2 separate regions of the Homo sapiens genome follow, and region 1 is linked to region 2. Evidence: chromatin loops called from intact Hi-C (ENCODE). Cell type or tissue: PC-9. All regions are shown on one strand. Each heading gives the region's core, and the rest is flanking DNA. Links, peaks and the distances in the headings are about the cores only.

What was found. A loop is a pair of places that touch in the nucleus more often than their neighbours do. Peaks named below come from ENCODE experiments on the same cell type or tissue, not always from the same donor. Only the 100,000 strongest peaks of a DNase experiment are listed, where the experiment ranks them.
Region 1: a loop joins it to region 2, with 13 times the contacts of the local background. A loop is called at or near these places in 10 of 110 quality-filtered maps.

Annotation. Positions count from the first base shown.
Region 1 is chr15:68,917,803-68,932,830 of GRCh38, forward strand. SPESP1-NOX5 (SPESP1-NOX5 readthrough) reads left to right here and starts at 12,723. Exons shown (of 17, transcript NR_033672.2): 1 at 12,723-12,915. SPESP1 (sperm equatorial segment protein 1) reads left to right here and starts at 12,723. Exons shown (of 2, transcript NM_145658.4): 1 at 12,723-12,915. The coding sequence starts at 12,852. RefSeq lists a silencer at 9,399-9,599. In PC-9, for the core only: a CTCF peak has its summit at 7,264 (motif pointing left); a DNase peak (open chromatin) is centred at 7,249.
Region 2 is chr15:68,726,962-68,741,186 of GRCh38, forward strand. It overlaps CORO2B (coronin 2B), which reads left to right. Exons shown (of 12, transcript NM_006091.5): 12 at 1-845. Among named protein-coding and RNA genes, the nearest start is that of MIR4312, 68 kb to the right of the region's middle. In PC-9, for the core only: a CTCF peak has its summit at 3,652 (motif pointing right); no DNase peak of the experiment used is centred there.

The sequences.
Region 1 (15,028 bases), core at 3,565-11,564, 190 kb after region 2:
TTCTCAATTGCTTCAAAGAGAATAAAATACCTAGGAATCCACCTTACAAGGGATGTGAAGGACCTCTTCAAGGAGAACTACAAACCACTGCTCAATGAAATAAAAGAGGACACAAACAAATGGAAGAACATTCCATGCTCATGGGTAGGAAGAATCAATATCATGAAAATGGCCATACTGCCCAAGGTAATTTACAGATTCAATGCCATCCCCATCAAGCTACCAATGACTTTCTTCACAGAATTGGAAAAAACTACTTTAAAATTCATATGGAACCAAAAAAGAGCCCGCATTGCCAAGTCAATCCTAAGCCAAAAGAACAAAGCAGGAGGCATCACGCTACTTGACTTCAAACTATACTACAAGGCTACAGTAACCAAAAGAGCATGCTACTGGTACCAAAACAGAGATATAGACCAATGGAACAAAACAGAGCCCTCAGAAATAATGCCACATATCTACAACTATCTGATCTTTGACAAACCTGACAAAAACAAGCAATGGGGAAAGGATTCCCTATTTAATAAATGGTGCTGGGAAAACTGGCTAGCCATATGTAGAAAGCTGAAACTGGATCCCTTCCTTACACCTTATACAAAAATTAATTCAAGATGGATTAAAGACTTAAATGTTAGACCTAAAACCATAAAAACCCTAGAAGAAAACCTAGGCAATACCATTCAGGACATAGGCATGGGCAAGGACTTCATGTCTAAAACACCAAAAGCAATGGCAACAAAAGCCAAAATTGACAAATGGGATCTAATTAAACTAAAGAGCTTCTGCACAGCAAAAGAAACCACCATCAGAGTGAACAGGCAACCTACAGAATGGGAGAAAATTTTTGCACCTACTCATCTGACAAAGGGCTAATATCCAGAATCTACAATGAACTCAAACAAATTTACAAGAAAAAAACAACCCCATCAAAAAGTGAGCAAGGGATATGAACAGACACTTCTCAAAAGAAGACATTTATGCAGCCAAAAGACACATGCTCATCATCACTGGCCATCAGAGAAATGCAAATCAAAACCACAATGAGATACCATCTCACACCAGTTAGAATGGCAATCATTAAAAAGTCAGGAAACAACAGGTGCTGGAGAGGATGTGGAGAAAAAGGAACACTTTTACACTGTTGGTGGGACTGTAAACTAGTTCAACCATTGTGGAAGTCAGTGTGGCAATTCCTCAGGGAACTAGAACTAGAAATACCATTTGACCCAGCCATCCCATTACTGGGTATATACCCAAAGGATTATAAATCATGCTGCTATAAAGACACATGCACACGTATGTTTATTGTGGCACTATTCACAATAGCAAAGACTTGGAACCAACCCAAATGTCCAACAACAATAGACTGGATTAAGAAAATGTGGCACATATACACCATGGAATACTATGCAGCCATAAAAAATGATGAGTTCATGTCCTTTGTAGGGACATGGATGAAGCTGGAAACCATCATTCTCAGCAAACTATTGCAAGGACAAAAAACCAAACACCATATGTTCTCACTCATAGGTGGGAATAGAACAATGAGAACACATGGACACAGGAAGGGGAACATCACACACCGGGGACTGTTGTGCGGTGGGGGGAGGGGGGAGGGATAGCATTAGGAGACATACCTAATGCTAAATGACAAGTTAATGGGTGCAGCACACCAACATGGCACATGTATACATATGTAACAAACCTGCACGTTGTGCACATGTACCAAAAAGTTAAATTAAAAAAAAAAGAAACTTCACACCCCTTACAGTAACTATAATTAAAACAAACAAACCAGAAAATAAGGAGTCTTGGTAAGGATGTGAAAAAAACCAAACCCTTGTATATTGCTAGTGGGAATGCAAAATGTCTAGCTGTTGTGGAAAAGTTTGGCGATTCCTCAAAAAGTAACATACAGAATTTCAGTTTGATCCAGTAGTTTCAAATAATAGTCCCAATAATTGAAAACAGATACTCAGACAAATACATTTACGTGCATGTCCACAGCAGCACTATTCACGACAGCTGAAAGGTTGGAAAAAACCCAAATGTCCATCAACAGATAAAAGGATAAACAAATTGTGGTACACACATATAATGGAATGTTATTTTACCATAAGAATTAAATGCTGATACATGCTACAATGTGAATGAACCTCAAAAATAATATGCTAAGTGAAAGAAGCCAGTCACAAAAGCCTACATATTGTATCAGTCCATTTATATAAAATATTAACAATAGGCAAATCCAAAGAGACAAAGCAGATTGTTGTTTTCCAGGGGATGCAATGAGAGGGAAATGAGAAATAACTGCTTACCAGGTATGGAGTTTTCTTTTGGGGAGATAAAATGTTTGTTTGTAAAAATGGAGTCTCACTGTGTTGCCCAGGCTGGTCTTGGACTCATGGGATCAAGTGATCCTCCTTCCTAGGCCTCTCAAAGTGCTGGGATTACAGGCATGAGCCACCATACCCCACCAATAAAGTGTTTTGAAACTAGATCGGAGGAGTAATTACACAACATTGTGAATGTACTAAATGCCACCAAATTGTGCACTTTAAAATGGCTAATTTTATGTATGTGACGTTCACCTCAGTTAAAAAAAATAAGCATCAATGAGATGCTGACTTCTACTCTTCTTCAATCAACTACTCAGAGTAAGAGTAAGGAGTAAGGGGAAAAAAGCCCTAAAAATCGGGTCTGCCTTTGTGTGGTCACTACTAAACCTTCTCTAGGCTGCACTGACCACCTCAGAGACCACTAGCAGTATTTGCCAATTTCAACATCAAAAATTAAGCATTTATTCTCTGTGATGGTAAATATAGTTCACTGACATTGAAATAAAATGAAAGTGGTGGGCTGGGTGTGGTGGCTCATGCCTGTAATCCCAGCACTTTTGGAGGCCAAGGCCGGTGGGTCACTTGAGACCAGGAGTTCAAGACCAGCCTGGCCAACATGGCAAAACCCCATCTCTACTAAAAATACAAAAATTAGCTGGGCGTGGTGGTACATGCCTGTAATCCCAGCTACTCGGGAGGCTGAGGCAGGAGAATCACTTGAATCTGGGAGGTGGAGGTTGCATTAAGCCAAGATTGTGCCATTGCACACCAGCGTGGGCAACAGAGCAAGACTCTGTTTCAAAAAAAAAAAAAAAAAAAAGATGTGGAAAGTTCTTCATCTTCGTTCAAACTCTACTTACTAGAGCCACCTGCTGCATTTGTCCCCCTACAGTACAGGGCTTCTCAGCCCTAGTTGTGTATTAGAGTTAATTATCTAAAATCTTTTGTACTCTATTTTTTTAAAAATCCCAATGTCCAGACTCCACCTGAAAAATTCTGATTCAATTGGTTGGGGATAGAGCTTTTTTTTAAATTAAACTTTTGAAATAATTGTAGATTCATATGTATTTGTGTAGAAAATAATACAGTGATTCAACATACCCTTTTACCCAGTTTTCTCCACAATGGTAGCATCTTGCAAAACAAGATATGTACAAGATGTGTATAATTTCACCACCAGGATCAGGATTTTTTTTTTTTTTTTGAGACAGGGTCTTGCTTTGTCACCCAGGTTGGAGTGCAGTGGCATGATTAAGGCTCACTGCAGCCTCAACCTCCTGGGCTCAAGCCTTTCTCTCACCTCAGCCTCCCAAGTAATTGGGACAACAGGTGTGGGCAACCATGCCTGGCTAATTTTTGTATTTTTTCGGGGAGGTGAGTTTTCATCATGTTGCCAAGGCTGGTCTTGAACTCCTAGGCTCAAGGGATCCGCCTGCCTCAGCTTCCCAAAGTGCTGGGATTACAGGCATGAGCCACCATACCTGGCTCTCCACCAGGATATTGAGATTGCTATAATAAAGGCACAAAACATTTCCATCACCAAAGGATCCCTTGTGTAGCCCATTTTTAACCACACCTCCTTACCTCCCACTTCTCTTTCCTCTCCCATCTCCTACCCTCACAACAACTAACCTTACTTTATTTCTATAATTGTCATTTTAAGAATGTTATATAAATAGAATCATACAATATGTAATCTTTGGGGATTGACTTTTTTCACTCAGCGTCATTCACTGAAGGTTCATCTAAGTCATTGCATGTATCGTTGCATGTATCAAAAGTTCATTTCTTTCATTGCTGAATAGTAGTCCATGGTGTGGGTGCATCACAGTGTGTATAACCATTTGCCCACTGAAGGACAGCTCGGTTGCTTCCAGATTTTTTTTTGGTTATGATGAATAAAGCTGCTATGATTACTCATGTATAGGTTTTTGTGTGGGCATAAGTTTTCATTTTCTTGGAGAAGTGCCCAAGAGTGCAATTGTTGAGTTGTATGGTTTTTGCATATTTAGTTTCATAAGAAAATGCCAAACTGCCTTGCAGAGGTGGCTGCTGGAATAAATCCACCAGCAATTTATAAGTGATCCAGTTTCTCTGCATCCTCAACAGCATTTGGTGTTGTCACTATTTTCATTTTAGTCATCCTGATATGTGTGTAGTGATAACTCATGTAGTTTTAATTCACATTTCCCTGGTGGCTAACGATGCTGAACACCTTTTCATGTGCATTATTTGCATCTGTGTATTCTCTTCAGTGAATGTCTGTCTTTTGCCCATTTTCTAACTGATACTTCTCACTGTTGAGTTTTGAGAATTCTCTATATTCTAGACACTAGTCCTTTGTCAGATTTGTGGTTTGCAGATTTTAAAAGAAATTTGTAATTTGTCTTTCATCCTAACAGGGTCTTTCTCAGAGCAAACATTTTAAATTGTGATGCAGTCCAATTTATCAGTTTTATGAATTATGCTTTTGTTGTCAAGTCTAAAAACTTTTTGCCTAATCATAGATCCTGAAGATTTCAAAACCCAGGTGTTAATTTGATCAGGTCTGCCTACCCTGCTTGGTTTTTTTGGTCGCTTGCTTCTTGTTATTTTTTTTCCTTCCTTTTTCCATGAAGCTGAAGGCCTCAGTAGCTGAAGCCCTTGCTGCTGCACACTGAAATTTATCCTTCCTTGGCTCCTTTATCGGTAACTCATGGGTCACCATGGTAATGGTCACTTCAGTTGTTTTTCAGGAACTTGGGCCAGCTCCTGTCCAGTTTGAACTGGTTGAGGCCACTGCCCCTTCAACTGGGCTTGTGCAGGTGCTGGAGAGGTGGCCTTTTGATGTTAGAGGGCCAAAGCTTCTCCCTCGGATCATGCTAATGCTGGCATTTTCTGTGCATATGTTCCATGAAATGACACTTGTGCAGAACCTGCCACTTCATTTTTCCCCCACTGTCAATCACCTTTCCCCACACCTTAGACCACCCCACTTCCCTAACCCATAAATATCCCTAAGCCTCATCTTTGGGGAGGCAGATTTGAGAGCTGGTCTCCCACCTCCTCACCTGGCAGCTTTGTAAATAAATATTTTGTCTTTTGCAAATCCAGGTGACTGTGACTGACTTACTGTGCATGGGCAGAACAGACCTGGACCTGGCTGATAACAATTTTCTCCTATTTTTCTCTTAAAGTTTTATGGATTTATACCTGTGATCCATTTTGAGTTAATTTTTATATAAAGTGTGAAATTTAGGTTGATGTTCATGTTTTTACCTGTGCACATCCAATTGCTCCAGTACCATTTATTGAAAAGGCAATCCTTCCTTTATTTAATTGCATTTGCATTTTGTGAAAAATCACTTGGACATATTTGTGTAGTCTATTTCTGGATTTTTCTATTCTGTTCCATTGATACATGTGTCTACTCCTCTGCCAATACCACACAGTCTTGATTATTGGTTATGTTTAAAAAGTTTCTGAACTAATTCTCAGTGTGGCCTGAGAACCATTTCTGAAGCTAGAAGAAAGTCTCCAAGAGACTGACTAGTCCAATTATCCCCTGTAATCCACAAAGGTATAGTCAAAGTGTGCTGTACTGAGAGTCAAAAGACCTGGGTCTTGTAGTCTCAGCTCATCAGGATGTGGCTGAGTGACCTGGCTAGGTCTTTTAGTCTGAGTCCCAGTTTTCTCACCTGTGGAACTGGGATGCTCATACAGCACTTGTTTAGCCTACCCTCCCAGTATGCTTGTGAGTGTAAAAGGAAATATATTTGATCTATATGTAAGGTTTAGACTTAAGCATAATTCAAATACAAAGGGTTCTTATTTTAGGGATAAGCACAATGAGATTCAGAGATTAAGGTTCTCCTTACCCAAAGTCATCTTCTATTTGACTTCGTGGCACCCATCAGAAAATTTCACATATTATTCAGCACATACGTAGTGTCCAAACTCTGCCAGGCACTGTGAAAAGTCCCTGGGGTACAAACACAAAAAGACATGGTCTCTGCCTTAAGAATCTTTCTATTTAGTGAGGACATAATTTTACAAAAGCTAAGTGAATACAAATTAAATTTGTATTGAGTATTCCTTTAGAATTCCAGGACCCTCCTAGTTGGATGAGTCCACAGGACAATAAATCATTGTCCTAGCATCTCTGTAAGTCCCCAGCTATACTTTCAGACTTTCACAGGGATGCACACTGACTTTGGTAGAGTCAACAGGAAAGAGGGTTTTCCTGGACAGAGCTAAAAATCCTGTGAGGTTCACACACTTGTAACCCCTTCCCAGCGATCACCATCTACACTCCAGGATTCCTCTGCCATCCATTTATTAATCAAAAACATCCCACAGAGCCTATTCAGGGCCCAGATGTCAGGCTTAGTATCTGGGTGATAAAATAATGTATACAACAAACTCCCATGACACGAGTTTACCTATGTAACAAACCTGCACATGTGCCCCCGAATATAAAATAAAAGTTAAAAAAATACAATTTTTAAAAAATTTAAAAAGTGTATATTGCCTACATCAGGTGGGGCAGATCGTGCAGACAGTGGGCATTCCCAAGGGTCAGCCTGCTTCTTCTGTGTGCTCCCAGGTCTCATTTCATGAATTGATTTCAGCCAAGGACTATCTATAATGTAACTGCATGTGGACTAGCTTTGTCAGAGAAAAGACTGGATGTAACATTCTTCTACGTAGCCGGCACTGAAGAAAATCTTCTTTGGAAAACAAAGGCTATTACTATTAAATCACTTAAACATTATTACATGCTATTTGGTACGTTCCAAGTGCATGAGAGTAAAGCAAAACACACAATAGCAAAACATGATCTACTGCAGCAAAATCAAAATTCAGTTTCTAGAGTCACAGCTGGAGAGATGCTCTGATGTAACCACAAGTGCCATCCCAGCCACTGGTGAGGCTCTACTGCCCCCGGGTGGCTGAAGTCCTTCTCTGACAAAGCTGCCGGTGCTCTCATGCTGATAATGTTACAGTGATTTTTACAAGGGCAGAGTGGATGTATGAATAGTTGGATGGATGGATAAATGCATGGAGGGATTGGGGTATTCATTCATTTAATAGTATTTAATTTCAACTATTTTTCCACACATGGGGCCAAGAGCTGTTAAGACATGATGTTTGAGATCTGAGATGTAAAAAACTGCATTGGTGTTAATTAAGCTAGAGCTGTGGTCCTAGCTGCTCAGTGCATTGGTCCCAGGAGAATGGGGCGGGGCGGGACGGGGCGGGGAGGGGGGTGGGGTGGGCGGGGTAAGAAAGGATTAAGGAAGTGACCTAAGATAAGAGGGGAGGGACTTCCCAAATATACTTCTTCTAGGGAGACAAATATAGCTCTGGCTAACCCATAGCCTATTAACTCATCACTTGGGTTAACAGGAGAAAGAATAAAAAACAGTAAGTGTGGGGTTAGATGTATACTAGAAGGAATACAGGGAAAATCCAAGGTGGGAACAGGGAGAGTAGGCAGAACACTTTGCTACACTGAAAAACAAAGTCAAACAGGTTAAAACAAGATATGGCACTTGACGTGACTGGTCTTCAAAGATGATGCCACTCAGTATTAGTTACTATACTATTGATGGATATGCAAACTGGTACATTTATTTTGACATAGTGGTTTCACAATCAGGAATTTATTGTCTAGAATTACTTGCATGATATACAGAGAGAAGAACAGATGAGACCACCTGTTATTCGTTTCACCTGGACTTAAATAATAGAGTTAAGACACTTCGAGATGAGGAGTTTCTTCTGGAGATTGAAGATTGTGCTGGAAGTTGTCACTGTAGCTGGGTTAGTATTGTTAGCTCTTTTTAAGGGTCTGTAAAAATTCTACAAGATTCCCAGCGATCTTTTTAAGATTCTATAAAAATTCCCAGTCTTTTGATTTCAATTGAACTCAAATATGCATTTATTGAGCACCTGATGAATGCACACTACTTTGGCTGGGTTTTAGGAGGTTGTGATGCAGGGATAACTCAGATCAGATTCCTTCCCTCAAAGACCTTGGTCTAGAGAAGCCTGGCTTGTAAAAACATAAAATACAGAATTTATGGTGAAATAATGGCTACAATACAGCATTATGAAAATATGGGATAGGGAAGATATGATACATTCTAACTGGAGGGATGATGGAGGGGAGATTCCCAGCAGATGTGGCATTTGAGCCTTGAAACAGAATTTTGACAGCTCTAGGGGAAGAGGGTGGGGGAAAGTGGGGAAGGATTCTTTTCCTTTAGGTTGGAAGAGCATGTGTTGCTATTTATTAAGTCTTTATTGAGCACCAGCAAGGTGTTGTGTAAAATAGACAGCATAAAAACAACTATAAAGGGGAGATAAAATACATCCCTGAAAAAAAGTCATAACAGTAAATGATACTGTTTGATTACCTATCAAAACAGTCTACAGAATCCAGAGGTGAAGCAGAAATGCAGGCTACTTTTCTCTGGGTAGTGAATTAGCCACTTCAAAAATATTTCAGTGAAGTCAGTAAAGGAAAACATGAGGCATAATAAGACATTTCTACCACTAGCCCTCCTTTCTTCACTAGATTTTGTAAAAAGTTACTGTTTCTATTTTTAATTACATGAGTAATCTTGCTTCAAAAAATTCAAGGGATAAGAAAAAGTAAAAAGCAAAATTCTCCCTTCAAAATCCCCTGTTCTCCTCCAATCTCATTTCTCTTTCTGGAAGTAAGCACTATTATCAGCTTACTGTGTTTCCTTCCAGAATGATTTCAGATGAATTCATGGAAATATGTAACTGGTGTAATTTTGCATAAGTGGATATATGTGTTTTTCTGAACTTTTTTACTCAACACCATATTTTAGAGAATTTTATATGTTAGCACATAGACCATGGAGTACAGAGCTACAACATTTTTTTTTTTAAACTGGAATTCCACAATTAGGATATACCTTGGCTATTTCACCGTTTCCTTTTTAATGGTTAACAAGATGAAAACTGCTAAAGTCTTATTGGGGTTTTTATAACCAAACAAGGGAAAAACGACTCCAACTCTGGGCCTAAAAGACATCCTACTTGAACCTCTCACTTGCAGTTCCTCATTCAATCCCCAAACTGCAGTGTGTTTCACAAATCCAGTCTCCTAAGTGAAGGGAAAGCAGGAAACCCTTGACGAATTCAGTAGTAATACAATGAGATAAGTATGTGCTGTGATTCTTAACTCCTAGCCTTCTCCAAAGGGACCAGTGATCATCTAGGGATAAATATGCACTGAAAAAAAAGGAAAATCGCAGTATGCCACAGTAGTTCACTGGTTAGAGTGGGGTTTACAGGGGTGAAGTAATTAAAGGAATTTTAACCCAAGTCCACCTTACAGTAAGTTCGATGGAACCCTAAACCCTTCCAGTGTTTTTTCCCCAATTCCTGAGTGTACATTTAAAGGACATAAGGCAGAATCTTCACATTGGTTTCCTAACCTTTAGAACAAGGGTGAGCAAGATAGAAAAGACTATGAAGAATCCACAGAGCTTTATTACACTCTCCAACCCCCAATCAAAATAGTAATGCACAAGTTATAACAATCCCTTGTTGACTAGCTATAGTGTCACCCTAAAATATCTGAATCAATTATCTTAATTTATACCTGCCTTCCAGCTTGACTGGTAATGAAAACAGATGGACCTGGAAGAATGACTGACAATTATTAACTCAATTAAGTAGTGTACCCAACTGCAGGTGCCTTTCCAAGCATGGTCTCTTTCAAGGAACAAATCAACAGAGACCCTTGTATGTAGCTATTGCTTACGCAAATGCTTTCTCCTCCTCCATTTAACAAGCACTTACTGTCTTACAGTTTCTGTGAGTCAGGAATCTAAGCGTGGCTTAGCTGGGTGCCTCCATCTCTGGGTTTCTCAGGCAGCTACAATCAAGATGTCAGCCGGGCTGTGGTCAACTCCAGGCTCACCTGGGGAGAATCTATTACCAAGTTCACTCACCTGATTGTTGTCAGGCCTCAGGTCCTTACTGGCTGTTGGCTGGAGACATTGGTTCCTCAACATGTGTCCGGAATTGGTGGGTTCTTGGTCTAACTTAAAGAATGAAGCCGTGGATCCTCGTGGTGAGTGTCACAGTTCTTAAAGGCAGCATGTCCGGAATTTGTTCCTTCTGATGTTCGGATGTGTTTGGAGTTTCTTCCTTCTGGTGGATTCGTGGTCTAGCTGGACCAGGAGTGAAGCTGTAGACCCTCATGGTGAGTGTTACAGCTCTTATGGTGGCCCATCTGAGTTGTTCATTCATCCCGGTGGGTTCGTGGTCTCACTGGCTTCAGGAGTGAAGCGGCAGACCTTCGCAGCGAGTGTTACAGCTTATAAAGGCAGTGTGGGCCCAGAGTAAACAGCAGCAAGAGTTATTGCAAAAAGCGAAAGAACAAACCTTCCACACGACAGAAAGAGACTCCATAGGGTTACTACTGCTGGCTCGGGCAGCCTGCTTTTATTCCCTTATCTGGCCCCACCCACATCCTGCTGATTGGTTCACTTTACAGAGAGCTGATTGGTCCGTTTTGACAGGGTGCTGATTGGTGCATTTACAATCCCTGAGCTAGACACAAAAGTTCTCCAAGTCCCCACTAGATTAGCTAGACACGGGGTGCTGATTGGTGCATTTACAAACCTTGAGCTAGACACAGAGTGCCCATTGGTGCATTCACAATCCCTTAGCTAGACATAAAGGTTCTCCAAGTCCCCACCAGACTCAGGAGCCCAGCTGGCTTCACCCAGTGGATCCCACACCCAGGCGCAGGTGGAGCTGCCTGCCAGTCCCCGGCCCTGCGCCCGCACTCCTCAGCCCTTGGGCGGTCGATGGGACTGGGCGCCGTGGAGCAGGGAGCGGCGCTCCTCAGGGAGGCTCAGGCATGGCAGGCTGCAGGTCCCGAGCCCTGCCCTGCGGGGAGGCAGCTAAGGCCTGGCGAGAAATCGAGCACAGCAGCTCCTGGCCCAGGTGCTAAGCTCCCCCCAACTGCCCGTGGCCAGCGGGGACGGCCGGCCGCGCTGAGTGCCGGGCCCACCGAGCCCGCCGAGCCCACGCCCACCCGGAACTCGGGCTGGCCCGCAAGCGCCGTGCGCAGTCTCAGTTTCCGCCGGCGCCTCTAGTCTTGCTTCCCTCCAGTCCATTCTTCATGCTACAGGAAGAGTGAGTTTTCTGGAATACAAATCTAATCACAACCGTTCCCAGCTCAAAACCTAGCAGTACTCTAGTACTGGTGCCTCAGACTAAAATCCAAGCCCCTTGCTTCCTGAGGCAGAGATGAGTGTACGTGAATTTTTAAAAATAACCATACAGAAAAACAGATTCTTTGGGATGTGCAGTTCTGCGAATTTTTATTTTTATTTATTTTTTTGAGGTGGAGTCTTGCTCTGTCGCCCAGGCTGGAGTGCAGTGGCACGATCTCGGCTCACTGCAACCTCTGCTTCCCGGGTTCAAGTGATTCTCCTGCCTCAGTCTCCCAAGTAGCTGGGACTACAGGCGTGTGCCACCACCCACGCCTGGCTAATTTTGTATTTTTAGTAGCCACGAAGTTTCACTATGTTGGTCAGGCTGGTCTCGAACTCCTGACCTCAGGTGGTCCGCCCACCTCGGCCTCCCAAAGTGCTGGGATTACAGGAGTGAGCCACCGTGCCCGGCCTTCTGTGAATTTTAACACATGTATAGATTCTTGTGGCCACTGCCATCTATTAGTCCCCAAAACAACCTCATGCTATCCTTTCATAGTCGTACTCTCCCTCATCCCTACCCCTATCTTTTTAAGAAGGTCAAAGAAATGGAATGTGATCTTTTGAAAAACAAAAACACCCAAGCCCCTTAGGGCGTTTTTAATGCCCTTGCCTACCTCTCCTCCCTGTCCTCCAACAACTGCCCTCCCAAGCCCCACAATGCAACTCGCCGGAACTATGCTCAGTTCTTGGGGTGCTCCAAGCTGTCCTCCACTTAGCCAAGCTCCCCACCCGCTTCCGGGGGTGGGTTTCCACTGTGCACAACAGTACCTAGCGCTTCCCCCACTACAGCCCCCTTTCACGCTGTGGTAATTGCCAGGTTATCTGCCTCTCCCATTACAGTTCCTTCCTCACAGGGACCGCGTTTAAACCACGGCGGTATCCCTACCGCGCAGGATGGGCCGAGCCCCGCACGCCCCGAGGCAGCACCCCGCACGCAGTAGCCGGGCGTCGAGGCGTTCCCAGCCCACACCAGGCGCGGACCTACGAAGGCGGAGCGAGCATGCGCACTAGGAAGGGGCGGGGCGGGGCGCGCGCGATCCCCCGCCCCCTGCACGCGGTCCCAGGAGGGGCGGGCCTTGGCCGCTCGCTCTCCCCTCCCCCATGCCGCTGCGCTTGCGCGCTGGGGACAACCGTTGCTGGGTGTCCCAGGGCCTGAGGCAGGACGGTACTCCGCTGACACCTTCCCTTTCGGCCTTGAGGTTCCCAGCCTGGTGGCCCCAGGACGTTCCGGTCGCATGGCAGAGTGCTACGGACGACGCCTATGAAGCCCTTAGTCCTTCTAGTTGCGCTTTTGCTATGGCCTTCGTCTGTGCCGGCTTATCCGAGTGAGTGACGGGCCTGAGGAGGCAGCGGACCGGGGACACCCTGGGGGAACTTCCCGAGCTCCGCGACCTCGAAGCCTGGCCCTTCCTTCTCCCTGGTCCTACATGCCTCCCTCCCCCACTGTCCGGGGTCCTGGCCTCGACGCCGAGGGGTGTCCCTCTCCTCTCCTGGTCAGGGAACGCAGCAACTGAGGCGGCGCGGCCCAGATGAGACGGGAAGCGCCTGCGGGCCGTGGGCGCGGGTGGAACCCCCTCACCTCACCGGAGGCCTTCCTCTGCCCACCCGATCCTTCCCCAGCCATTGGGCGTGTGACCGTGCAGGGGTCGTGTGACAGCTGCTGGCCAGCTAGGAATGATTTTTACATTTTCTTCCTTTTTTTTTAATTATTATACTTTAAGTTCTAGGGTACATGTGCACAGCGTGCAGGTTTGTTACATATGTATCCATGTGCCATATTGGTGTGCTGCACCCATAACTTGTCATTTACATTAGGTATATCTCCTAATGCTATCCCTCCCCCCTCCCCCCACCCCACGGCAGGCCCTGGTGTGTGATGTTCTATTTTTGCATTTTCAAAGTAAATATGAAATGTACTCTTTCATGACTTGTGGAAAAGCATGACGCTCACATTTCATTGTTCGTGAATAAAGTTTTACTGGCACACCACCACGCTCATTCCTTTACGTATTGCCCATGGCTGCTTTCCCACGTTAGAACAACGGGGTTAAGTGGTTGCCACACAGTCTGGTCTGCAAAGACTGAAGTATTTACTCTCTGGCCCTGTACAGAAAAAAAGGTTGACCCGTACGGTAAAATTTGGAGAGCATGTGGATTGTGGGTCGCGGTCTGGGACACTCACCTGAGGATGCGCTCCCAGAGAGCATGCTTGCGCACACGGCATTCAAAGCCTTAGTTAAGCAGGATTATAACTTAAGACCTGCCAAGGAGCAATTTTTGTCCCTCCCCGAAAGCTGAAAACCAATAAGGTCAAATTCAGGGGTGCTAAGACTTTACTATATTAACAATATCATGTGGGCACCTTAAGGCACTTAGTATTTAAGTCAGGTAGGTGAGGCTTCCCCATTTAGTCTAACTGTAGTTCATTGTGGCATTTAGTAATGTTGGAGTTTGGTTTCACTTAAATCAATAAATACAATTTAACAGGTGTAAAAAAAGCGCTATCGTGCATGCTGATTATGCAAATCTATTTTTCAGAATTGCTAAACGATCTTAGTTAAAAATCAAATTTAAAAACTGAAAATACAACACAATCTAAATTATGAATAGTAATGGGAAAAGTTCTAGATGAAGTTCTAGGTAACTAAAGTTAGCTCTTTAAATACTAGCATTTATGATTTGTAGCTGTTTTTAATAAAAAGTTTTGTAAAATTTTTCTTCCTTGACATAGAGGACCAGAACATAATGAAGATGCTACTATCTTTTCTTGATGTCTGATGATCATTATTACTAACACCAGTTATTGCATTTTGGTAGTTGTAGATCAGCAAGTCACAAGTGACTAACATATATGGAGACTTTAACTGAAGTGACTTTAACACTGTCACACAGTACACTCTGGGACTGCTAGGTAGGAGTCCCTGGACACCCACTTAACTCAGTGCAGTCTCTTGCCTAACACCATAATTTTCCCCTCCCCCTCCCCTTCCCTTTTCCCCCCCTTTTTTTTTTGCCTGAGACAGGGTCTCACTCTCTAGCTCAGACTAGAGTGCAGTGGCCCGATCTCGGCTCACCGCAACCTCTGCCTCCCAGGCTCGAGGGATTCTCCCACCTCAGCCTCCTGAGTAGCTGGGATTATAGGCGCACGCCACTACCGCCTGGCTAATTTTTGTATTTCTAGTAGAGACGGGGTTTCACCATGTTGGCCAGGCTGGTCTCGAGCTCCTGACCTCAAATGATCCATCCGCCTCGGCCTTGCAAAGTGCTGGGATTACAGGCTTGAGCCACTGTGCCCAGCCAGCCTGTTGTCTTTCTTAGCACCCTATTCCCTAATCTTTCTTGGGAAGAAAGAAAAGGGTTGTAGGAAATGAAAAGACGCTTCCCAGAAAAAAGGAGTGATTTTGTGTTGAATATATAGATGTTATAAGACATAAGGAA
Region 2 (14,225 bases), core at 1-8,000:
CTAGATCCTTCAGGTCCCCACCCTCAGCTGTCACCACCACCCTCCCCAGGGGACTCCATCTGAGATGAGGCCTCGTCCTCCTGGAAGCTGAGGCTGAGAAGGGTGGAGCTTGGCCCTGGGGAAGGCAGACCAGGGTCTGATGGCTTCTAGGGATGCTCTGCGTGTGTCTCAGCACCGCTATCTCAGCCACTTTCAGCCTTATGCACGTAGAATGACCACAGCCACTCGCATCCGTATAGCACTTTAAAGTTTCTGCAGTCCTTTGACACATAGGATCTCATGGAGCCTCACGTCTACTCCCTTCTGCAGATGAGGAAACCGAGAGAAGTGGCCCAAGGTCACGCAACTCTGAGATGCCACATTTCATTTGATCTTGTACACATTTTCTTTTATTCCTTCTTTTTTCCTCCTTTCATTTCCCACTACGCACAAAGAGTTTATAAACACTGTTCTCAGAAGAGTCACAGTTTGGGGTGAGATCTGGAAATCAAGAAATGGGTGTCCACTCTTTTCTTTCATTAGCTAGGATCTACTAGATGCATTATACTCCATACCTGCTTTTCCCATGGCCGCCCTACGGAAAATCCCATCCACAGAGGCCAGGGCTACCCAAGCCCCTCCAGGTGAGCTGGGCCTTTCCTTTATGAACCTCCATCCTCCCAGCCAGCTACAGTAGGGCCTCCTCACCCCGTACCCCACAGCTAGACAGTGTCAGCACTCATCTCCTCCTCCCACATTTCTGGAGCTTTTTTTTTTCCTTCCCCATTGACCTTTGTGGTCTTCTGTGATTATTTATGCTGCCTCCCAAGGATAGAATTGAAATAAAATGTTTTCAACTTATCAAACCTGGGCATAGCCATCTCATTTAACCCCAGTGGTTCCTGTTCTTGGTCACCATGGTACCTTGATGGTCAGCTCCCCACCCACAGCTCCTTTGCCTTTCTGGAATGACAACCCACGTCTGTACCTACAGATATAATTTCACACCTTCATTTATCTCAGCACTATTGACATTTGGGGCGAATAATTCTTTGCTGTGGGGGCTGCCCTGTACATTGTAAGATATTTAGCAGTATCCCTGGCTCCACCAATCAGATGCCATAGCAACCCTCATCCAATTGGGACAACCAAAAATGTCCCCAGATATTGCCCAATGTCCCCTGGGGTGTCAGAATCACCTCCCGGTTAAGAACCACTGTTCTACCGCTATTCAATAGATGCTGCCCCGTGTTGGGGTCTGGGTGAGACCAACGCTCTACATTGGAACGGTGCCTTGAAGTTTATCAGGCAGGATTCCACACACTTGACTCATTTGATCTTCATAGCAGCTCTAATTGGTAGGTCCGATTATTCCTGTTTTCAAGAAAAGCAGTCAGGCCCAGAGTGGTGACATGTTCAAGGTCACTCAGCCAGTGTAGTGGGGGAAATACACAGGGACTGGGTCTTATGAGCCAGAGCCAGAGAAGGTCTGTGTTCCCAGTCCCCAGCCAGACTCAGAGCTGGGCAGAGTCTGTTCTGGGAGCGTGGCCGGGGCCCATTCTGAGACCAGGGATGCTAGATATCCTCAGTCTCTCAGTAGTCCAAGGTTGTCTTAAATAAGAGTTGTCAGGCTGCAAAGTGAACAGGCACCCGGCAGTGTGTACACCACAGGAAACTCAGAAGAGCCAGAAGAAAGCAGTGTGGGCCTTAGAAAAGGGGTGAGGAGGAAAGGATAAAGGGCTGCAGAGGAACAGCGGGCAGGACACCGGGAAGGCGTGGTCCAGGCCTGGCCCTACCCTCGACTAGTTGTGCAACATTGAGTAAGGCTTTTTTTCTCCCTGGGCCCCATTTTCTCCATCTATAAAATGAGGGGATGGGACAATTTCTAGGGTCCCTTCCTGGTGTGTCATCCTAGGTTTCGTTACACTAGCAGTTGAGAGGATGGGACAAATCCCCAAGACCACCCATTGTCTAGCACGAGTGATTAAAAAAAAGAAGAAATTTATTGGGAAAAAGGAAGCAAAGAATGACTTCCTACAGGACTTGGGTGCAGAAAATCACTTTTGCTGAGTCTCAGGGAACAGGTGAATGGATAAGGTTATCTGTCTCATATGTACTTCTGTCCCACCTAATCTCCAATTCTGAGCCCAACGGGGCGGCTGTTTATCATTACTTATTATGGTACACTGTCTAAGGTCGGGCTCGAACTTGCTTTCTGTCTCCCCACTAGCCCATTTTCCCAACTGCATTTGTTGAATAACTCATCAATTCCCCATTGGCTGGCTGTGTATCCTTAATTTCTTCATATGTTATATATTCCATGACTAGTCTGTTACGCTGGCCCCTCTGCCCATTACACACTGCGAATTACACTGCCTAGCCCAACACATTGCTTTAATTATCATAATGATGTAGGAGAGTGCCATTCATGGCTCTTTGAACCTGTCCCCACTGCCATGCTCCCTACCAGGTGTCTGCTCCCTTCTTTTCTCCAAGTAAGGATACCTTAAGCTAAACTTCAGACCCTTCTCTTCTACGGAGATGTCCCTAATGCCTTTACCATCAGCAAGAGTATCCTCCTGCACGTGCCTACAACTCTTTATCCTACCCCTGACACCTAATCGAATTTTCAACTCAGTTTAACACATACCAAGTAGCTGCATCTATTTAGGACCAGGTGCTGGGAACCATGACATGAGAAAGAACAAGCCCTGCTCTTGAGGGGCTCCAGCCAGTGGTCTATGTATAGGCATCATATCATCCAGCAGGACCTGGAGCCCTTGGAGGCTGGGATGAGCTTTATCCTAGGCTGGGTTCAGTGTGGAGTGGGCAGTTTGTTCTGGGATTGGACGACTCCTGGGTTGTCTTCCAGCCAGCCTCCTGAGATCCCAAGATGGGCTTGGGCATTTTTAGACTCTCTCCTGGTGCTGGGCAAACATCCCAGACTGCCAGTGGACCGTGCAGAACGTGGCTGCTTCTTCACTGTGGGAAATGACTTCATGTTGAAAACACCCCCACCTCCCGGCCCCCGCCCCCCCAGCCTTCCTGCTTGGAAGGGCTGCCGTGATGGGGGCTGCCTGGAGCAGAGGCACTTACCTCGGCCACAGGAAACATTACCAGATCCTTCTCCTCCCCCTGGTCAGCCTGCACAGGGACTGTAGGGCTATGGTGCAGGGAGGGGAAGAGGCCTGCCTGGAATGTTGGCAGAGGCTCCTCATTCTCTGTGTATGTGTGTTTCCTATTTGGGAACAACCTGCAGCCTGTCTTTCCTTGGAATTTTAATTCAGTAACAAGCACAAATGGGTCAGCCTTACTCAGAGAAAGGTGAGTGTCTAGAGATCGGGTGAGAGTAGTTCTAGCAAGCTCCTGTCCCAGAGCCCCTCCCTTGCATCTGGCTTGTCACACTGCCCAGAATCCCCCCATTAGCACATAGTTTCTTTGGGTTAAGCATTGCCCTTGCCAGAACCATCTCCATGTGCAAATCCCCCTGGGATTGGGATGCTGGTATGAATCGGGAGAATGGATCCAGCGAAGGGGACACGGGAACAATGAAAGACGGTGGGCCTCGAATGAGAGGAGGGAGGTAGGGACACTGAGCAAGGTCACAGTGATGACAGCAAGATTCAAAGACCAGGAGTTTGTAGAAACTTGAATCCAGCCAGCAGGTGGCAGATTCTGGCCTTCCTATCAAGCCCATTTTTTCTAAACTGGGTCCCTTTTGCACCTCCCACTCACTCCAGAATTAATGATCCAACCATAGGCACTGAGGCCTCATGGCAAAGCAGGCGCACACAACAGCCAGGAATCAAAGCACCCCAGGTGGAGAAGGGAGGCTTGAAGGAGGGCAGCCCAGGGACCAACTGTTTCCAAGGCACAGCCAGAGGAGGGCACGCACCTCACCTTCCTCCCTACGGGGCTGTGGAGACCCTGCCTAGTCTTCCTTGAAGCACAGGAAAGAGGCTTGGTCTGGTTGTTCTCACCCCACCCAGGCAGCCTCTGACCTGCTCTGTGATCTTGAGCAGTTTCCCTACAGGAATAGTGACAGGGATGGGGCCCTTTCTGCCTGGAGAGTCTGCGTTTAATGAGGCTTGGGCTGAGGGGGTGGTAGAAGGAAGAGCTGGAAAGTGAAGGGGGGCAAAAAACTAGGGGTGGAGGGACCAGGTGTCCAGGCCAGACATCTGCACTCGGCCAAGTCCGGCCCAGCCCAGCCTGGGGCTCGCTGCTGCAGCCCACGCAGCCTCCAGGAAGCTCCTGATGAGACAAACAGGACCAGTCGTCCAGGGTCTCTGCTTCCCAAGCACGGGAGCAGCCCAGGACACAGAGGAAGAGGCCAAGGCCAGACCCGGGAAGCCCTGAATTTTTGCCCTGGAAGGCTGGACTCCACCCCAGGCCATGAGGAGCTAAGGAAGGGCTTGAATCAGGAGTGGACACCTCCCTCTGGCTACTTCAAGGGAAGGGATTGGAGGGCAACACAAGCCGGGAAACGGTGGGGGCTGGTGGGTTGTCCAGGTAGGAGATAGGAGTGGCCCAGCCTGGGGCAGTAGTTATGGCAGAATTAAGAGAGCTTGCTGAGATAAGGAACTGACCTTGATCCCAGGGGTGGGTGGGAGGAGGGGATAGGGAGGCAACAGGGAAGAGGGAGGAAGAGGCAGGTTAGGAGAACTCAGAAATGGAACCAGAGCTGGGACAGGGATGACCCACCCCCTGCTGTCTAATGGGGCACTCCCCAAAGATAGGGATCGTGTTCTCTAATCCCCTTGTAAACCAACAACAGCAGTGCTGGCCACACCTTTCTTAACGAATGTTCCTTTGGCTACCTGAGAGAGGAAGGGCTGGTCTTAGAAAGCATGTTGGATGCCGGGGCGAGGTGGCTCATGCCTATGATCCCAGTAATCCCAGCACTTTGGGAAGCCAAGGTGGGAGGATTGCTTGAGGCCAGGAGTTCCAGACCAGCCCGGTCAACATAGTGAGACCTCATCTCTATTGGAAGAAAGGAAGGAGAGAGGAAGAAAGAAAAGAGAAAGCTTGTTGGGCTTTTTTAATCACTGAAAGACCTGGCAGGCCCTAGAACTTCTTAGCAGTGTGATTCAAGTGATTCTAAATCCCCCACCCACCAGCCGTCTCCCATTCTAACTTATCCCCCACCGGCCTGAAATTCACATAGCTCTCTGAAAGTCATTTATAATAATGAAATAATGAAAACAGCTTATTTTTCTTTGCCTACTGGAATTTTGAGACAGTTTTCATTCAAAATTATTTTATCAAATATTTATCAAATGCCTTTTCTGCATCGGGTATTGTCCTAGGTGCTAGAATAAGATGTAGTTCTTGGTCTCAGAGAGGTTCCAGTCTGGTTTATAATTAAAATTCATATTCAATGCAGAGAGAAATGTCTGGAAGGACTGAGATAATTAGCAGTGATTATCTTCAGGGTAACAGGATAAGAGAAGAAGGTATTCTTTAATTTTAAAGACATTTTAAATGTATGTAAAGGTTTAGGATTTGCCACGACTGTGTCCCTTGGGATGAAATCTCAAGCTTATTCTGTTCAGTTCACCAGGTATGGGTGCTAGGGCTTTTCCTCCCACATCACCTCTGCCCCTTTGGAGGGCAGTTGGATGGGGTGAGCAGACAGGGCTGGCCAGGTGTCACTTCCATTGTACACTTGACAGGTGGAGTCCTGACCAGAAGGCCCAGCCACCACCACACAGCCCCACAATGCGAGGCATGCCTCACAGGGATCCCAGCACAGTCCACTGTGGCAGCAGATGCTCAGCCTTTCCCTGATCCTCTTGTTGCTGACTCTGCCCTACCTACCTGATCCCTCCTGGTCTGGTCCCACCCACTGATCTCCTCCCACTCCACTCAAGGTGGCCCCAATCCCTAAACTTGCATAGGGCGAGGTACACTGTCTCTTCACCCGTTTTCTTCCCAATCTACCGCTTGTGGCATAAACCTTATGACCTGCTTTCTCTGGCATTGAGCCCTTTCTTCTCTTCAAATCAAAAGCCCTGGCCAGGCACGGTGGCTCACAACTGTAATCCCAACACTGGGAATCCGAGGCAGGAGGATTGCTTAAGCCCAGGAGATCGAAACTAGGCTGGGCAACATAGCAAGACTCCCATATCTACAAAAACATAAAAAATTAGCCAAGTGTGCTGGTGCATGCCTGTTGTCCCAACTACTCAGAAGGCTGAGGCTGGAGGATCCCTTGAGCCCAGGAGGTGGAGACTGCAGTGGACCGTGATTGTGCCACTGCATTCCAGACTAAGCGACACAGCAGGACCAAGAACCTGTCTCAAAAAAAATTAGATAAAAATAAAACCCTTGGCTTTTAAGACTTTACTGTCTCAGCCATGAATTTTTGCAAATCTGTTTAAAAACTCAAAAGCTGGGCACTGACTATTATTTATTTGTGTATTCCAGCTATCAGAATCCTGATCCTCCCTCTAGCAATGAAAACTACTGGCTGAGTGGGAGGAGGTACACCAGGAACTATAGGATCAACTGTGACTACTTCCAAAATCTACCCTCTCCCACTCCCTGCACCACCATGTATATATAAATGGCCAGAGGTATTAAGGCCATATGGAATGGAAGGATTTTAATTAATGATAATATGGAACTGGAGAACAGTGTCCTTTTGCTAATTTTCAATGAACATCTGCTGGACAATGACACTACAGTAGGTGCCAGTGATATAAAACCAACTGAGATATACAAATCACTGGACTTGGGGGCTTGGTTTAGGGAAAGATGCAGACATGCAAATCAGTAATTACAATTCAGTGTTGAGTACTAGATCAGAGCAATCAAGATGCAGAAGACAGAGGACAGAACTCGTGGTGGCAGGTCATCTGAGTTCCTAAAGTGAAAGCAGTTTTCTAACCGAGAAGAGGGAGAACGGCACTGCAGTCAGAGGAAGAGCATGTGCAAAGTGAGAGAAAGGAGGCAGCTGGCATGTGGGGAGAATCCCAAAGGGCTTTGAGTTTCCGAAGCCAACAAGAAGGCTGGCGAGAGGACAGTCAGCAAAGGGCCTTATACTCAGGCTATTTACTTGGAATGTACTTTTTATGCAATGGAAAACCTCAGAAGGTTTTAAAGCATCAGAATGACCGGGTGAAATTTGAAACATTTTTTAATAGTGCACACACAATATTTCTCTCTCTCTTTGTGTGTGTGTGTGTGTGTGTGTGTGTAAGAGAAAGGGAAGGAAAGTGGTGTGTTATATATACAGAGATTCAAAATAAAATATGTTTCTCACTATGGGTTGCAATCAACAAACTTTGAAAGCCACTGGTCTAGAACTTGATAATGGTGCAAAGCAGAGAGTAATTGCCTACAGGATTTCCAGGAGAGAGGATTTAACCCATGTGTGGCTGCCAGGGATGGCTTCCCAGAGGACAGTCGGCCATGGGAACTGGGCCTTAAAGGAGGAAAGGGTGTAGGGGAGGGGAGAGGGAAAAGCATGAGGGAAAGGCATGGCAGAGGGGCCCTAAGAAGTGGCTCCCAAAGCAGTCCTGCTGGATTCCTCCTTAGCAAGAGCCCTGCCTAACAGCCTCAAGATGATTATCTTGCAGAGATAATAGTTCTGTCTCAACACAGAAGAGCATCTACTGACAGCTTATCTTTTCCCCCAGCACTTAGTACAACCTATCTGCCACATAGCTCATGTCACTTTTGACCTTCTGCACCAGGGCACCAAGTTCATTGTCAAAACAGCTGACTTGACTAACAAACAAGGGACATTTTCCATTTTCATAAAGACTACCAAGAAAGAGAAAATGGAATGAGCTGAGATTTGGGTTCAAGTTCTTGCTCAGAAGCTCATTCATCCAGTTGTTGCTAAACTAATTCTAAACCCCACTTTTTTCCATCATAAAATGGGTTAATCAGAACTTCGCAGCCTTCCTCCCAAACTTGCAAGCATTAAATTCAATGAGATCTTGGGTGCATCCTAAGTCACAAGGACTGCCAACTGGTTACCTTTCCCATTGGCCAGAAGGCCCAGTTAATGTTGGAGCTCCCAAAGAATAGGCACAGTTTGGCAACCTTGTCATTGCAGTAGCAAAGAAAAGTTATTATTTTATCAGCTGGTACCAGAGTTCCTTTTAGGGAAGGAAGTGTCTTTGTTTGGGGAAATACCTTGATAGGCCCCTTGGGGGTAAAAGGTGAGGCCCTGAAGACATGAGTTGGGAGGAAAAAACAAAGATAGCCAAATAGCTCTGCCTAAGAAATGAACAGGAATTTGAGGATAAGGAAGAACAAAGGAGGGAGGAAAAAAGAAAGCTAAGCAATGTGGTTAGAGACTAAAGCCCTAGTAGGTGGGAAACTGGGGAAGCTCTTAGAAAGATATAAGTTTATATTTTAAATTTTCTGGACTGCCATTTTGCAATCCAACTCTTCTCTCCAATGTCATCCATTCCCCAAATCTCCAATAAATGTCTATGACACAAGCTGCCCCATGGAAGCAGGGTAGGCAGGCATCAAGAAAGAAAGGGCTATGTTCAACTTTTGGGGCAATTCTGGGATAGAGGTTTGGCCGCAAGACAGCAAAGAAGGAAATTTAGAGCCAGAGATGACACTGAGGAACCTAAGCCCAGGGAATTCACAGAAATCTTGCAGAAGGCATGGGGTTTCCCCTAGATTGTGGGATGGGGTTCAAACCAATTTCATGTAGAGTTGAGGTGTTAGAATTACATCAGTAGATACCTGAAACCATTGGCTTCCAATTTTTGTCTATTATGAGGGTAAACATTTTCTCCAGGCTTCTCTCTGGCTAAAGTCAATATTATTTGGCTATTATTGGTTGAACTTCAGTCATAACTTAATAATCAACCAGACAAGAGAGGGTACCTCAGCTTCTTACTTCTCTTTTCTGACTGCATTCTGACCAGACTACACTCTGGGTAGTGCTTACCTAATGCAAACAGGTAATTTCTTTATGATAATAATCAATTGCAACTGCATGCTATTTAAAGCTTCTTCACCACCTTATCTCATCAGATACTGGATCTTCAAAATAACCCTACAAAGCAGGAAAGGTGTGGATTCCCCAAGTTAGCAATGAGGAAGCTAAGGCCCAAAGAATCAAACAACTAAATGTGGATTGGGCATGAGATTCAACCTCTGATCTCAAGGAATGCTGGAGAGACAAGGTAGAAATCCATGAAAAGACAACAGCATTAAAGAAGTAGAAATAAATATAAAAACAAATGTCTTAAGGTAGAGCACAAGTCATTGCTGGAAGAGTGATAGAGATCACAAGGCATCCAAAATCAAAGGTAGACCAGTTCTACCTTCTCACAGCCCCACCCACTTCTTTCCATCTTCATGACCATCTCCAAGGCCATCATTGTCTCCACCCAGATTACCACAACAGCTTCCTGGCCAGCCTCTCAGGCTCCAGCTTTGTCCCTTTAATTAGTTCTTTTTTTTTTTTTTTTTTTTGAGACCTCGCTTTGTCACCCAGGCTAGAGTGCAGTGGCGCCATCCTGGCTCACTGCAACCTCTGTCTCCCCAGTTCAAGCAATTCTCCTGCCTCAGCCTCCCAACTAGCTGAGATTACAGACGCCTACCACCACGCCTGGCTAATTTTTGTATTTTTAGTAGAGACAGGGTTTCACCATGTTGGCCAGGCTAGTCTCAAACTCCTGACCTCAAATGATCCATCTGTCTCGGCCTCCCAAAATGTTGGGATTACAGACATGAGCCACTGCACCCAGCCCCTTTCATCACAAAGACACAAAAGTGATCATTATGATATGCAAATCAAATCACAGTCACTCCCCTACTTAAATCCTTGGTGGTTCCCCATTACCCTAATGGAAAGTAGAAATTTTTTTTTTTTTTGGAAATTTTTTAACTTCTTTCTTTTTTGGCGTGGTCCTCTAATCTCTGAGACCTCATCTCTTGCCATTTGCTGCCTGAAACTCTCTGCTCCTTATAGACTGTGGTAATAATAAAATAAATACTTGGCCTTTGTTTCTGGTTCTCGGCACAGAGCTCCTAAAATGCTGGGAATTTCCTGAAAGATAGGAATATCTTTTGTAATTTATTAGGAGCCCCTTTCCATCATACTTGAGTTTATGCTAATGAGGTGAGTTACGGTAGCATCTCAGGATGGGACTGGCACCAGAAAGACCAAGTAATAAGAGGATGGAAACTTGGCTAGGTGCAGTGGCTCACACCTGTAATCCTAACACTTTGGGAGGCTGAGGTGGACAGATCACTTGAGCCCAGGGGTTTGAGACAAGTCTGTGCAACATGGCAAAAACCCATCTCTGCAGAAGAATACAAAAATTAGGCTGCGTGTGGTGGCTCACACCTGTAATCCCAGCACTTTGGGAGGCCGAGGCAGGCAGATCACGAGGTCAGGAGTTCGAGACCATCCTGGCTAACATGGTAAAACCCCGTCTCTACTAAAAATACAAAAAATTAGCCAGGCAAGGTGGCGGGCGCCTGTAGTCCCAGCTACTCAGGAGGCTGAGGCAGGAGAATGGCATGAACCCGGAAAGTGGAGCTTGCAGTGTGCCGAGATCATGCCACTGCACTCCAGCCTGGGTGACGGGGGGAGACTCGTCTCAAAAAAAAAAGAATACAAAAATTAATCGGGCGTGCTGGTGCACACCTGTAGTCCTAGCTATTTGGGAGGCTGAGAGATAAGAAGATCGCTTGAGCCCAGGAGGTCAAGGCTGCAGTGAGCTGTGATCGTCCAGCCTGGCAACAGAGTATGACCCTGTAAAAGAGGATGGAAACTTTTCATTGGAATAACATACAAGAAAAAAAAAAGAGGGTGGAAACTTTCAGCCCCACCCATTGACCTCAAAGTTGGGGAGGGGGGACTGGAGATAGAGCTATATAAAACTTTTGTTACTATTTTTATTTTATTTATCTATTTTTTTTGAGACAGAGTCTCACTCTGTTGCCCAGGCTGGAGTGCAGTGGTGTGATCTTGGTTCACTGCAACCTCCGCCTCCTGGGTTCAAGCAATTCTCCCACATCAGCTTCTGTAATAGCTGGGATTACAGGCACACACCACCACACCCGGCTAATTTTTGAATTTTTACTAGAGACAGGGTTTCACTATGCTAGCCAGGCTAGTCTTGAATGCCTAACTTTAAGTGAACTGCACACCTGGGCCTCCCAAAGTGCTGAGATTACAGGTGTGAGCCACCACACCCAGCCTTAATTTTTTTTAGAGACAGGGTCTCACTCTGTCACCCAGGCTGTAGTGCAGTGGCATGATCATAGCTCACTCTTAGCCTCATTGAACTCTGGGACTCAAGAGATCCTCCCACCTCAGCCTCCTGAGTACCTGGAACTACAGTTATATGCCACCACACTCGGCTAATATTTTTACTTTTATTTATGTATTTATGTATTTATTTATTTATTTATTTATTTTTGTGATGGAGTTTCACTCTTGTTGCCCAGGCTGGAGTGCAATGGCATGATCTTAGCTCACCACAACCTCCACCTCTGGGATTCAAGTGATTCTCCTGCCTCCACCTCCCAAGTAGCTGGGATTACAGGCATCCGCCACCATGCCCGGCTAATTTTTTGTATTTTTCTCCATGTTGGTCAGGCTGGTCTCAAACTCCCTACCTTAGGTAATCCACCCAATTCAGCCTCCCAAAGTGCTGGGATTACAGGCATGAGCCACTGCGCCCAGCCTACTTTTATTTTTTTATAGAGACAGGGTCTCACTGTGATGCCCAGGTTGGTCTTGAACTCCTTGCCTCAAGTGAACCTCCCACCTTGGCCTCATAAAGTGCTGGGATTACAAGCATGAGCCACTGCCCTATACACCTTTTTATTTTTTTGAGATGAAGTCTCGCTGTGTCACCCAGGCTGGAGTACAGTGGCACGATCTCAGCTCACTGCAACATCCACCTCCTGGGCTCAAGAGTTTCTGATGCCTCAGCCTCCCAAGTAGCTGGGATTATGGGCGTCCGCCATCATGCCTGGCTAATTTTTATATTTTTAGTAGACACAAGGTTTTGCCATGTTGGCCAGGCTGGTCTTGAACTACTGACCTCAAGTGATCTGCCTGCCTCGGCCTCCCAAAGTGCTAGGATTACAGGTGTGAACCGCCTCGCCCGGCCTCTATATAACTTTTGAACAGAAAGTTTCTGAGAGCTTCTGAGTTGGTGAATGCACCCCAACTACCCAGGGCCAGAAGCTCCCGCACTCAGGACCCTTGCAGACCTGGCCTATGTACCTTCTCATCTGGCTGTTCATTTGTATGCTTTAGGATATCCTTTATAACAAACACTTACTTAAAACTATAAGTAAAGTGCCTTTCTGAGTTCTGCAAGCCATTCTAGCAAATTAACAAACCTGAGGAGGGGTTCATGGGAAGCCCTGATTTACAGCCAGTTGGTCAGAAGTACAGGTGGTCTGAGATTTGGGACTGGCGTCTGAAGTGGGGGCAGTCTTATGCAACTGAGCCCTTAAGCTGTGGGGTCCACACTAACTCTGGGTAGTTAGTGTCAGAATTGAATTGAATTGCTAGGTACCCAGCTGGTGTCGGGGAATTGGTTGATGTCAAAAAACATCCCAGACAGACCTACTTTTTGTTTTCGTTTGCTTTTCTGATTTCCTGAGCTGTGTCCAGGGACTGTCTTGCCTCCTGGTCTTCGTATAGCACATTCCTTCTGCATGGATCACCTGCCTACTCTCTTGGTCTGGCAAATTTCATCTTATCTTTCAGGTCTCAGGTTCAGTGCCACCTCCCAAGAAACATCCTTTACATCACTAGAATAGGTCAGAACCTACACCTCAGTAATCCCATAGCATCCTCGATTTCCCCATCCCAACATTCATCACACTTCACCATTGTTACTGATATAATCATCTGTATTCCCCAACAGTGAAGGCAGCTCTGTAAGCCATTGAGAGATGGACCATGTCTGTCCTGTTCTCCATTGTATCCAGCATCTGGCACAGTGCCTAGTAGGTCATAGGCACTCAGTAAGTATGTACTGAGTTCAGAATGAATGAATAAATGAATGTCGTAGGAATTCAGAAGAAACAAGAGATTAATATAGACTGAGGAAAGAGGTAGGCTAGGACTTGAATAACAAGTAGAGGAGCTTCCACTGTCACCTAATACATTAGGGACAAACCACGTCTTCCTACCTCCAACCCAGGAGGCAACTACAAAAACAGAAAGAGCATTGAACTACGAGACCGAAGAACAAGCTCCGGTCCTGCCTCTGTGCCTCAGTGTGTAACTTTGAACATATCATTCAACTTCTGAGCCTGAGTTTCCTCGTCTGTAAAATGAAGCCGCTATAGCCCACCTAGAGGGGTTTCTCTGAGGTTTGGTGAGGTCCTGAATGTAGTAGACCCCCGCACAAAGTAGACCTGACCAGATGTGTGTGGATTTATTTTCAGCCACATAGCCTCTGTCTCTAAGATTTCCCAAAGCACTGGCTGAAAGCCCACCTGAGAAAAGCCTGCATCTGTCAACCCAGCTTCCTGGACCTGAGCACACTCATTCTGCCCAGGCTGATGTGCCATCTTGCCCCTCTTCCCCAACACCAGCACACAGCACCCAAAGCCTTCCTCACACCCAAGAGAACCACGCTCTGAGGACTACCACCTGCAAGAGCCGAAGACTTGAAGGCATTTACCTCCCACAAGGGGGTAACATACTTTCCTCTATCAATTTCTGAGTAAAGAATATTTTCAGGGCCGGGCACAGTGGTTCACGCTTATAATCCCAGCACTTTGGGAGTCCAATGTGGGCAGATCACCTGAGGTCAGGAGTTTGAGACCAGCTTGGCCAACATGGTAAAACCCCACCTCTACTAAAAATACAAAAATTAGCCAGGTGTGGTGGTGGTCACCTGTAATCTCAGCTACTTGGGAGGCTGAGGCAGGAGAATCGCTTGAACCTGGGAGGTACAGGTTGCAGTGAGTCGAGATCATGCCACTGCACTCCAGCCTGGGCGACAGAGCGAGACTCTGTCTCAAAAAAAAAAAAAAGAAAAGAAAAAGAAAATTTTCAAAATGAAATTCTCCAGAATTTTTACTCTCCACTTTAATTCCTGGTGTCAGACAGCAGGACCCTCACGTTCCCCTGGCAACAGAGTTTATTAGGCACCCACAGTGCCAGGGCTGTGCTGGCACCCCAACTCCTCATGGAGATTACAAACTAGCTGGGGGGGGGGGTGTGGCAGGCCCCCAACAATGCCCATGCACTTATCCCTGAAACCTGTGAATTTATCTGTTACACG